Linked DNA regions of Homo sapiens: region 1 is linked to region 2. The links are chromatin loops, found by intact Hi-C in ENCODE. Cell type or tissue: CD4-positive, alpha-beta T cell. All regions are shown on one strand. Each heading gives the region's core, and the rest is flanking DNA. Links, peaks and the distances in the headings are about the cores only. Region 1 holds the start of SHFL (shiftless antiviral inhibitor of ribosomal frameshifting). Region 2 holds the start of PIN1 (peptidylprolyl cis/trans isomerase, NIMA-interacting 1).

Region 1 (4,380 bases), core at 309-4,308, 250 kb before region 2:
AATTTTGTATTTTTTAGTAGAGACGGGTTTCTCCATGTTGGTCAGGCTGGTCTCAAACTCCCGACCTCAGGTGATCCGCCCGCCTCGGCCTCCCAAAATGTTGGGATTGCAGGCGTGAGCCACCGCGCCTGGCCTATTATACTCTTTAACAGCCCTACACTAAGCCTTTCAGGCAGGCTAAATCCACAGCGTTCCCATCACCAAAGCTGTCAAAGAAGCAAAGTAGCCATGATGCACCTGTGCTTCAAAGCCATTCATTCATTCATTCATTCATTCATTCATTCATTCATTCAACACAAGGGTTCCATTCCCCTGCCTCTCTCTCCTCCCCAATCCTCTGCTCATCCTAGCCTTTCTAGAGACTGCCACTAACAACCCTTCCCCACCTCCCAGCCTTTGCTTATGCCATTCCCTCCCCCACCCCAAGACCCCTGCCTTTCTTTCCCTTTCCCCTCCCAGGGCTCACTCCTCCCCATCCTTTAAGACTTGGTACCTCCTCCTCCAGTAAGCCTTCTCTGACCTCTGCGCCCCCGCTATGATGGCAATAATCCTGGCTCCTTTCATTGCTTAGTTTCATGGCTCTCTCCCCCATTGAATACAATCAGCACATAATGAGCGCCTACTGTTTGCAGGCTCCCTGGCCGGACAAATGATGGAGAGGTGAAAAAGTGAGATTGGGTGATGAGTTATGGACCGACAATGCCTGGTCCCTCCTGTTTCAGAGGGGGGTCAGTCACCATGAACGGGTCGGGTCCCCCCTCTTGCTCTCCCTCCCGTGACCCGGTCCTTTGCGAGGGGAGGGGATAGGTTACCTGGGCATCCAGATCGTTACTTAGTTCTTGGCCATCTTTTTGCTTTACCCCTGCGGGGGAGAGTGCATATAAGGGAAGGGCCCTTGAAGGGTCTGTGGGAGTTCCAGGCCACCCAGAGCCGCGACGCAGAGCCTCCCCAAGGCTGGGACCTCCGGGGGAGGTGATCTCAACGCCTCTCCCTAGACCACGCCCCCTCGGCGCTCCCACGCGCGGTCCCCGCACCAGGCCCGGGACCCCTGCAGCCTCACCGTACACGATGGAGCGCCCCACTCCCGTGTGGTCGCTGCCGAATTTCCTCATCAGAGCCCCCGCCTTCTTGGAGGATACCTTCCCATGAAACTTCTCCCGGAGGCGCCGGACGCTCTTCTCCAGCTGGGATGGAGACAGGGGGGTTCCGGTGGGGGAAGGGGAAACGGGATCATCCCTCCCCCATCTCTAGGCACCGTTCTCCCGGCCCGAACTTGACCCTTGGTTTTGGCCTCCGCCGCCCCCCCCCCGCCTTTCATCCCTTTACGGCATTTCCTGGAAAAAGCCAAAGTCCCCACAGGGCGTTGGGGGAAGGCGCGGACTGGGGCGAGCGTCCCAGCCTAAGGTGTGGGGGGGCGGCCAGGTTATCTCTGGCCTCTGACCTTTGACCCTGCAGCCCCCGCTTTTCCTCGGGGAGGCCTCATTTCGCTCTGGGGAAACGTGGGAGTCACTTTCCTTTTCAAGGGGGGCGAGCGCCAGGCAGGGGTAAGGATCTGGGGTTCTAGGATGGGGGTCCCCAGGAACTGCGAAGCCCCCTCCGCGCCTCCCGGCCGCTCCTCGGGGTCTGTCGCGGCTGACCCCGGCCCAGCCGTAGCCATCGCTTACCTCCACACCTTCCTGAGACATGGTGGCGGCGGCGCAGTTCCCCGCGAGGGTCCGCACTGCGCGGCTCAGCCGCCCCCCTACCTGGGTGCGCCCGTCGGTCCAGCAGCCGCGCAGGGCAGGGGGCGGTGCCTCGGGGCCGGCTCCGCCCTTCCTCCCCGGCCCCTGTTTCGCTTTCGATTCAGGGGGGACCCGGCGCGCTGGCTCCGCCCTGGCTCCGCCTCTGCTCTTGCGCCCCAAACCCAGGCGGGCGCCCCGGGTCTGCACCCTGCGGCGGAGCGCGCAGACCTCGGACGGGGGAGGCGGCGCGGCCTCTGCAGTCGGTCACATGTCCCCACGCTGCGCGGGGTCCGCGTCTTCACGTCCCTCGTGGGGGCGGGGCCGCATCAGAAGGCCGCGGCGAGGCCCCGCGCCCCCCCACCCAGCGCGCGCTCCCCCAGTTCATCACCCTCCTCTCTGTTCTCCCTCCTTCCCCGGGAATCTGGCGCTCATGAGGACCTGGGCCCTTTTCCTGCCCTGAGTCTCTGTCCTAGCTACGGTCACCTCTCTCAACCTCAGTTTACCCCTCTGTGAAATGGGGAGAATCCTGGTGTCTACACCATGGAGTGGAGTATGTGCCAAGATTCCCGAGTGGATCGCGTAATAGCGCCTGGCTTGCAGTAGGCGTTCAACTAGTCACTGGGCCACCTGCTGTGTGCCCTTGATAGGGGCAGGCAGTGTGTGTGTGGTTGGGGGGAGCGGTGCTTGAGAAAAATACAGATTCTTGGTCTCTAGTAGCCCGGTAGAATCCGGCTGTCTCAGGGATCCAGGGAATCTGCAATGGTTAAGAACCCCGTGGGACGGACAATTCTAACCCAGTACAGGGCACATCAGGGAGCCCTTAGGTGGTGGGGCTCTGGCCCAGCCTGGGGACACAGAGATGGCAACTTCATTGGAGGAGGGGATGCTTTGTAGAGTCACTGAAATTGGAGGTCTTAGCTAGGGGAGGAATAGAGTGGGGAGATGAGGCAGCCGTGCAGAGCCCCCAAAGCAAGACTAAGTCTGGGGTTTTTGGGCAATGGCTTCTCAAGCCCAGCACTCTTGACACTTTGGGCGGCCTAGTTCTTTGTGTGGGGGACTGTCCTGTGTATTGGGGGACATTTAACACCATCCCTGGCCTCCACCCACTAGATGCCAGTGGTTCCCTACTCTCCCTGTTGTGACTACCAAAAACGTCTCCAGAGACTGCCGGATACTCTCTGAGGAGCAAAATAGCATTGTGTTCAACGACTCCAAATTTTTTTCTCCATTGCACACCCCTATAGGTAAAAGTGTTAAAGTTACACCCCCAGATGGATATTTATTCATTTATTTATTTTTTGAGACAAGATCTTGCTCTGTTGCCCAGGCTGGAGTGCAGTGGTTTGATGGTGGCTCACTGCAGCCTCTAACTCCTGGGCTCAAACGATCCTCCTGCCTCAGCCTGCTAAGTAGCTGGGACTACTGGCATATGCCACTATGCCTGGTTAATTTTCTATTTTTTTTGTAGAGACGGGGTCTCACTATGTTGCCCAGGCTGGTCTCAAACTCCTGGCCTCAAAGATGGATATTATTTATAAATTATATACAAATACAATTATATCAATATATTCTGTTAACTGTTATATAAAATATTGATAGATAAATGGAGCTGGGCATGATGGTTCACACCTGTAATGCTAGCACTTTGGGAGGTCAAGGTGGGAGAATCACTGGAGGTCAGGAGTTCAAAACCAGCCTGGGCAACATAGCAAGACCTTGTCTTTAAAAAAAGAAAAAAGAAAAGGAAAAAGTTATTTTTAAAAGACTAAAAAACAAACAATAAAACCCCCCAAATCTAGATATTCTAAAGTTTTTCCAGTTGAACCCCAAAGCTTTGTTTATAGGGTGTATGTACTCCACTCTGGAGACTACTGTATTTGCAAACTACAAGCAGTTCATGATTCCTTGTGGCTGAATGGTGGAATCCTAGGCAGGATGGGGGCTGGAAACTGCACAGAAGACCTGGGATTTTATCCTGAGGGAAGTGGCGAGGTTTGGAGTGGATCGCCTGTCATAGTTGCCAGTTACTAATCTATTTGCCCAGTGCAGAGGGAGGTCATAGCTATGTCCCATTCACTGGCCGAGATGGGCACTGAGTGGGCAGGAAACAGGTAAGAGTCTGAGCTAGCCCTGACATAAATCAGATCTGGTAGGTTTTTTGTTTTTTGATTTTTTTTTTTAGCGCAGAATATGCAGACCAAAGGTCTGTTAGGTTATAATCACCGTGGCAACCACATAGAGCGTGTACTCTGTTCCCAATGCTGTTCCAGGCACTGTGGACATGACAGCAAACAAAACAAAGATCCCTGCCCTCGTAGAGCTAGCATTTTTTTAAATTTGTTTTAAGAGACGGGGTCTCACTCTGTCACCCAGGCTGGCGTGCAGTGGCACAATCATAGCTCCGCTGCAGCCTCAACCTCCTGAGCTCAAGCAATCCTCCGGCCTTGGCCTTCTGAGTAGCTGGGACTGCAGGTATGTGCCACCACATCCGGCTAATTTGTTTGTTATTTTGTTGTTGTTTTGTTTGGGTTTTGTTTTTGTTTTGAGACAGAGTCTTGCTCTGTCACCCAGGTTGCAGTGCAGTGGCACGATCTCGGCTCGCTGCAACCTCTGCCTCCCGGGTTCAGGCAATTCTCCTGCCTCAGCCTCCCGAGTAGTT
Region 2 (4,380 bases), core at 88-4,087:
GAGGTGGGAGGATTGCTTAAGCCTGGGAGGCAGAGGCTGCACTGCAGCCTGAGCCACACAGTGAGACCATCTCCAAAAATAATAATAAGAAAGCACTAAATAAGCTCACACATCTACAAAATGCCTAGGACAGAAACTGGCACACATTAAGAGTGGGATAGCCTTTATTATCTCTATTGTATAGATGGCAAAACGGAGACCTCACCTTTTGCATCTCTGGGAATGGCAGCAGTGGGTAACGCTTCCTGAGTGTTTACTCTGTTCCAGGCACACACAGGGGAAGGCAGGAACTGTACTCAGGTACTTCACACCCGAAAGCTCTGCTCTTAGCTACTACACCGTGCATGGTGTTGCAGAGCTAGGAACCAGCATTACTGGTGGCCCGATGTTACCCAGGGAGTGAGGGGTATGAAGGAGTGAAGACTGTGAACAAGAAACTGGAAGTAAAGACCCTACTGGGTGCCACTCCAAAGGCTGACAGTTCGCCTGGGTGACATGGAGTGTCACCCATAAAGGAAGCCATCAGGGTTGAACTGAGCAGAAACAGCAGAAATGGGCCCAGAGCTGGGCAGAGCATCCGGTTTATGCTGGAGGTCCCAGCCACAGGCCAGGGCTAGAGCAGGGTGGGCGAGAGCGCGGGTTCCAGGTGCAAATGCAGCTGAGCTACTGACTCACTCTAAAACCTTGGCAATGGGCTCTAATCTCCCTGCACCTCAGTTTTCTCATCTGAAAAATGGGGAATAGAGAATAAGGAGATCAAACCTCATGGGGTTAATGAGGAGAGTCCATGTATCCAAACAGTTCACCAGAACCTGGCACTCAACCAAGGAGAATTATTATTGCAAATGCGATTGCTATGGGCTCTAGAGGCAGCAGAGTGACTCGGGACCTGCCCACAGATGCTGGGCCTGCTCCTCAGGAGTTTGCAGTGACACGGGGAGGGGGATTTGTAGGCAAACTGCCTAGGTCCTAATCCAACCCCCGGCCCCTGAAATGAATGATCTTGGACGAGTTCCTTCAGTTTTCTGACCTCAGTTTCCTTGCTGGTAAGGTGGAAGTAATAACTACCTGGCTCCCAGAGTTGCGGCAATTCAGAGAGAACTTAAAGCGCTTGACACAGAGAAAAACATGCCCTGTTACTGGCAATATTATCATTGTGGCTAACCCTTAAATCGGGCCTAAGCACAGGGGCCATCGTCTGGCAGAATGTCACGGGCGATGTCGCAGACTCAGCATTAGGTGTACACAGTAGGGGTGTTAGCAGGGGTAGGTTGTGGACCCGAGGCCGGGCAACACCCTACGCCCTTTGCAGGGTACTGGGGTGTCTCCCTCCCAGGGGTGCCCCCGGGCCCAGCAAGGTGCAGAGACGTCCCCCGGGGTGTCAGGTGCATTAGGCCGAGAGGTATCAGCCGGGCCGGCAGGGCCAGGGCCATCGCCCCGGACTCCCCGGACCCTCACCCGCCCAGCCCCCTGCCTCAGCTTCCTCAGGCTTCCCGGCGGCTCCTGAGGCTCGCAGTCCCCACAACAGGGCGGGCCGGGGCCGTTACCCCGGGGACGACGCGGAAGAGCCAGGACCCCATGGGAGGGAGGCAGCGCTGCCGCCGCGCCCAAGGGGCGAGCTCGAGCCCTGCTTACGCGGGCCCGCGCAGTCCCGCCCCAGCCCCGACCCCCGCGGCACCTGAGCTGCGGCTCATGCGCTTCTCCCAGCCGGGCGGCAGCTTCTCCTCGTCCGCCATCTTCCCTCCTGCCGCAGCGCCTGCTCCGCCTCAGCTGCGCCGCCTGTCGCCCGCGCCCGCCCGCCGCCGCTGCCTATTGGCTAGACGCGCTCTGCAACGGGGCCTGGCGGCGACGCCCATTGGGCTCCCTAACGGTCCGGATTGGCTTTCTGGCCTTCTATTGGGTAGAAGAAAGGCTGGGCGGACCCTCCCACGTTATCCCTGCGCCCCGCCCCCGGCCAGCCTCAGCCTGGCCCCGCCCACTCGCTCTCCTCGGCTCCTGAGTGGTCCGAAGCGACGCGGGCCCGCCCTTCTCAACGCCCTTTAGCGAGCGCCAAAAAACTCCCGACCCCTTCTTGGCGCGCGTCGCCGCAGAGCCCACCCAGGCGGGATAGAGCTTATGGATTGGCTAATGCCGCAGCAACTCCCGCCTGCCTGAGCTGTTCCCGGAGGTCCGCAAGCCCCCAGCCCTCCCATGCGGAAGAGTCTGGCTGGTGCAGAGGTAACGGCGGTCCAGGAGGTACTTGGGCGGGGCGGTGCTGCCTCTGCTGTTGCCATAGCAATGCAGTTGCCTTGGAGATGAGCACCTAAGTACCCGATGCTTAAATTTGGCTCCTCCATCCTCCCTCTTCCCACCTGTTTCCCACAGATGTCCAAAGCTAACCCAGCCTCTTTTATTTTTTGCAGGGCTCAACTTTTCCCTAGGCTCTGGACCCAAAGGCCTTCCACGTCCTTTGGAACCTGCTTACTTCCTTTATTCCCTCGCAGTCTGGCTCCTTCCTCCATCCTGGGTGACCAGTGGGTGCCGACATTGACATTCATATAAGAACACGGAGGAGGTGCAGGTGGGAGGAGATGGGCTCAGTTTTAGCCAACTTAAAATAGAGTCTGCAGAGCCCGTGGGACACAGGGGAGGTATTTGGGGACCCAGAGTTGGGGAACTGTGGGTAGATATGGGAGTTGAAGACACTGACAGCAAAGGGTGCAACTACAGTTCACCTAGCATAGAACCCTATGTGACCGTTAAAAAGAATGAGGCTCAGTGAAGTGAACTCATAGGGAAACCTGCCCACAACAAATTAGACGCAGGATGCAGTAGAAGGCTAAGAGAAGTCTGGAGCCAGACTTGGGTTTAAAGCCTGGGACTGACACTTGCTATGCGACCTTGAACTGATTACTTAACGTTACTCTGTACTTCGGTTTCCCAATCTGCAAAGCGGGGATAAGCAATTACATCCTTCTGTTTGATGTGAACATTAAATAAATTAATCCACATAAAGCACTCAAGCCAGGCTCGGTGGCTCACACCTGTAATCCCAGCACTTTGGAAGGCCGAGGTGGGTGGATAACCTGAAGTCAGGAGTTCGAGACCAGCCTGGCCAACATGGTGAAACCCTGTCTTTACTAAAAATACAAAAATTAGCCAGGCGTGATAGTGGGCACCTTTAATTCCAGCTACTCGGGTGGTTGAGACAGGAGAATTACTTGAACCTGGAAGGCGGAGGTTGCAGTGAGCCGAGATCGCACCACTGCACTCCAGCGTAGGTGACAGAGCGAGACTCCATCTCAAAAAACAAAAAAAGTTTAAGTTTTAATAGAACATTTTTTACAAGTATTAGCATAATATTAAAAAGATACTTTTTATAAAGATAATTTTAGACATGGGCAGTTACAAAAACAGTAGGGTTTTCATGTACCCTTCACCCAAACTTCCCTAATATTAGCGTCTTAAATAAACAATAGAACAGAATTCTCAACCAGTAGCGATTTTGTTTCCCAAGGGACATTTGGCAACATCTTGATACATTTTTGGTTGTTACAACACCTTCAGACATTTTGGAACAGGAGATACTACTGGCTACTGGCATTTAGTATTAGATGCCAAGGATGCTGCTAACATCCTTCAAGGCACAGCCCCCACCAAAAGAATTATCCAATCCAAGGGCTGAGTGTGGTGGCTCACACCTGTAATCCAGGGCTTTGGGAGCCCAAGGCAGGAGGATCGCTTGAGCCCAGAGTTGGGGACCAGCCTGGGCAACATGGCAAGACCCTATCTCTACAAAAATAATTCACTGGGTGTGGTGGCACGTGCCTGTAATCCCAGCTACTTGGGAGGCTGAGGTGGGAGGATCTCTTGAGTCTAGGAGTTAAGAGGCTGCAATTAGCCATAATCTTGCCACAGCACTCTAGCCTGGGTGACAGAGGGAGACTCTGTCTCAAAAAATAAATAAATAAATAAAAATAAAAGGCTGGGTGCGGTGGCTCACGCCTGTAATCCCACCACTTTGGGAGGCCAAGGTGGGTGGATCAAGAGGTCAGGAGTTCAAGACCAGCCTGGCCAAGATGGTGAAAACCCATCTCTACTAAAAATACGAAAATTAGGTGTGGTGGCGGGCGCATGTAATCCCAGCTACTCGGGAGGCTGAGGCGGAGAATTGCTTGAACCCCTGGAGTGGAGCTTTCAGTGAGCCAAGATCGTGCCACTGCACTCCAGCCTGTCTCAAAAAAAAAAAAAAAAAAAAAAAATCCAACCCAAAAAAGTCAACAATGCCAAAGCTTAGAAACCCTGCTATAATATAATTATCAACACTAAGAAACCAATATCAATATAATACTATTAACTAAACCACAAATTCCCCCCAATCCTGTTTTCCCACTAGTGTTT

The links. A loop is a pair of places that touch in the nucleus more often than their neighbours do. Peaks named below come from ENCODE experiments on the same cell type or tissue, not always from the same donor. Only the 100,000 strongest peaks of a DNase experiment are listed, where the experiment ranks them.
Region 1: a loop joins it to region 2, with 2.8 times the contacts of the local background. A loop is called at or near these places in 4 of 110 quality-filtered maps.

The regions. Positions count from the first base shown.
Region 1 is chr19:10,083,733-10,088,112 of GRCh38, reverse strand. It overlaps SHFL (shiftless antiviral inhibitor of ribosomal frameshifting), which reads right to left and starts at 1,796. Exons shown (of 8, transcript NM_018381.4): 1 at 1,665-1,796; 2 at 1,061-1,184; 3 at 813-862. The coding sequence starts at 1,685. RefSeq lists silencers at 1,528-1,807, 1,878-2,097. In CD4-positive, alpha-beta T cell, for the core only: no CTCF peak of the experiment used is centred there; DNase peaks (open chromatin) are centred at 1,012 and 1,862; H3K4me3 peaks cover 2,040 bases; H3K27ac peaks cover 1,860 bases.
Region 2 is chr19:9,832,701-9,837,080 of GRCh38, reverse strand. It overlaps PIN1 (peptidylprolyl cis/trans isomerase, NIMA-interacting 1), which reads right to left and starts at 1,763. Exons shown (of 4, transcript NM_006221.4): 1 at 1,679-1,763. The coding sequence starts at 1,736. It overlaps PIN1-DT (PIN1 divergent transcript), which reads left to right and starts at 2,066. Exons shown (of 2, transcript NR_183873.1): 1 at 2,066-2,217; 2 at 2,403-3,002. RefSeq lists silencers at 1,472-1,691, 1,722-2,061. In CD4-positive, alpha-beta T cell, for the core only: a CTCF peak has its summit at 1,784; DNase peaks (open chromatin) are centred at 1,900 and 2,260; H3K4me3 peaks cover 1,629 bases; H3K27ac peaks cover 524 bases.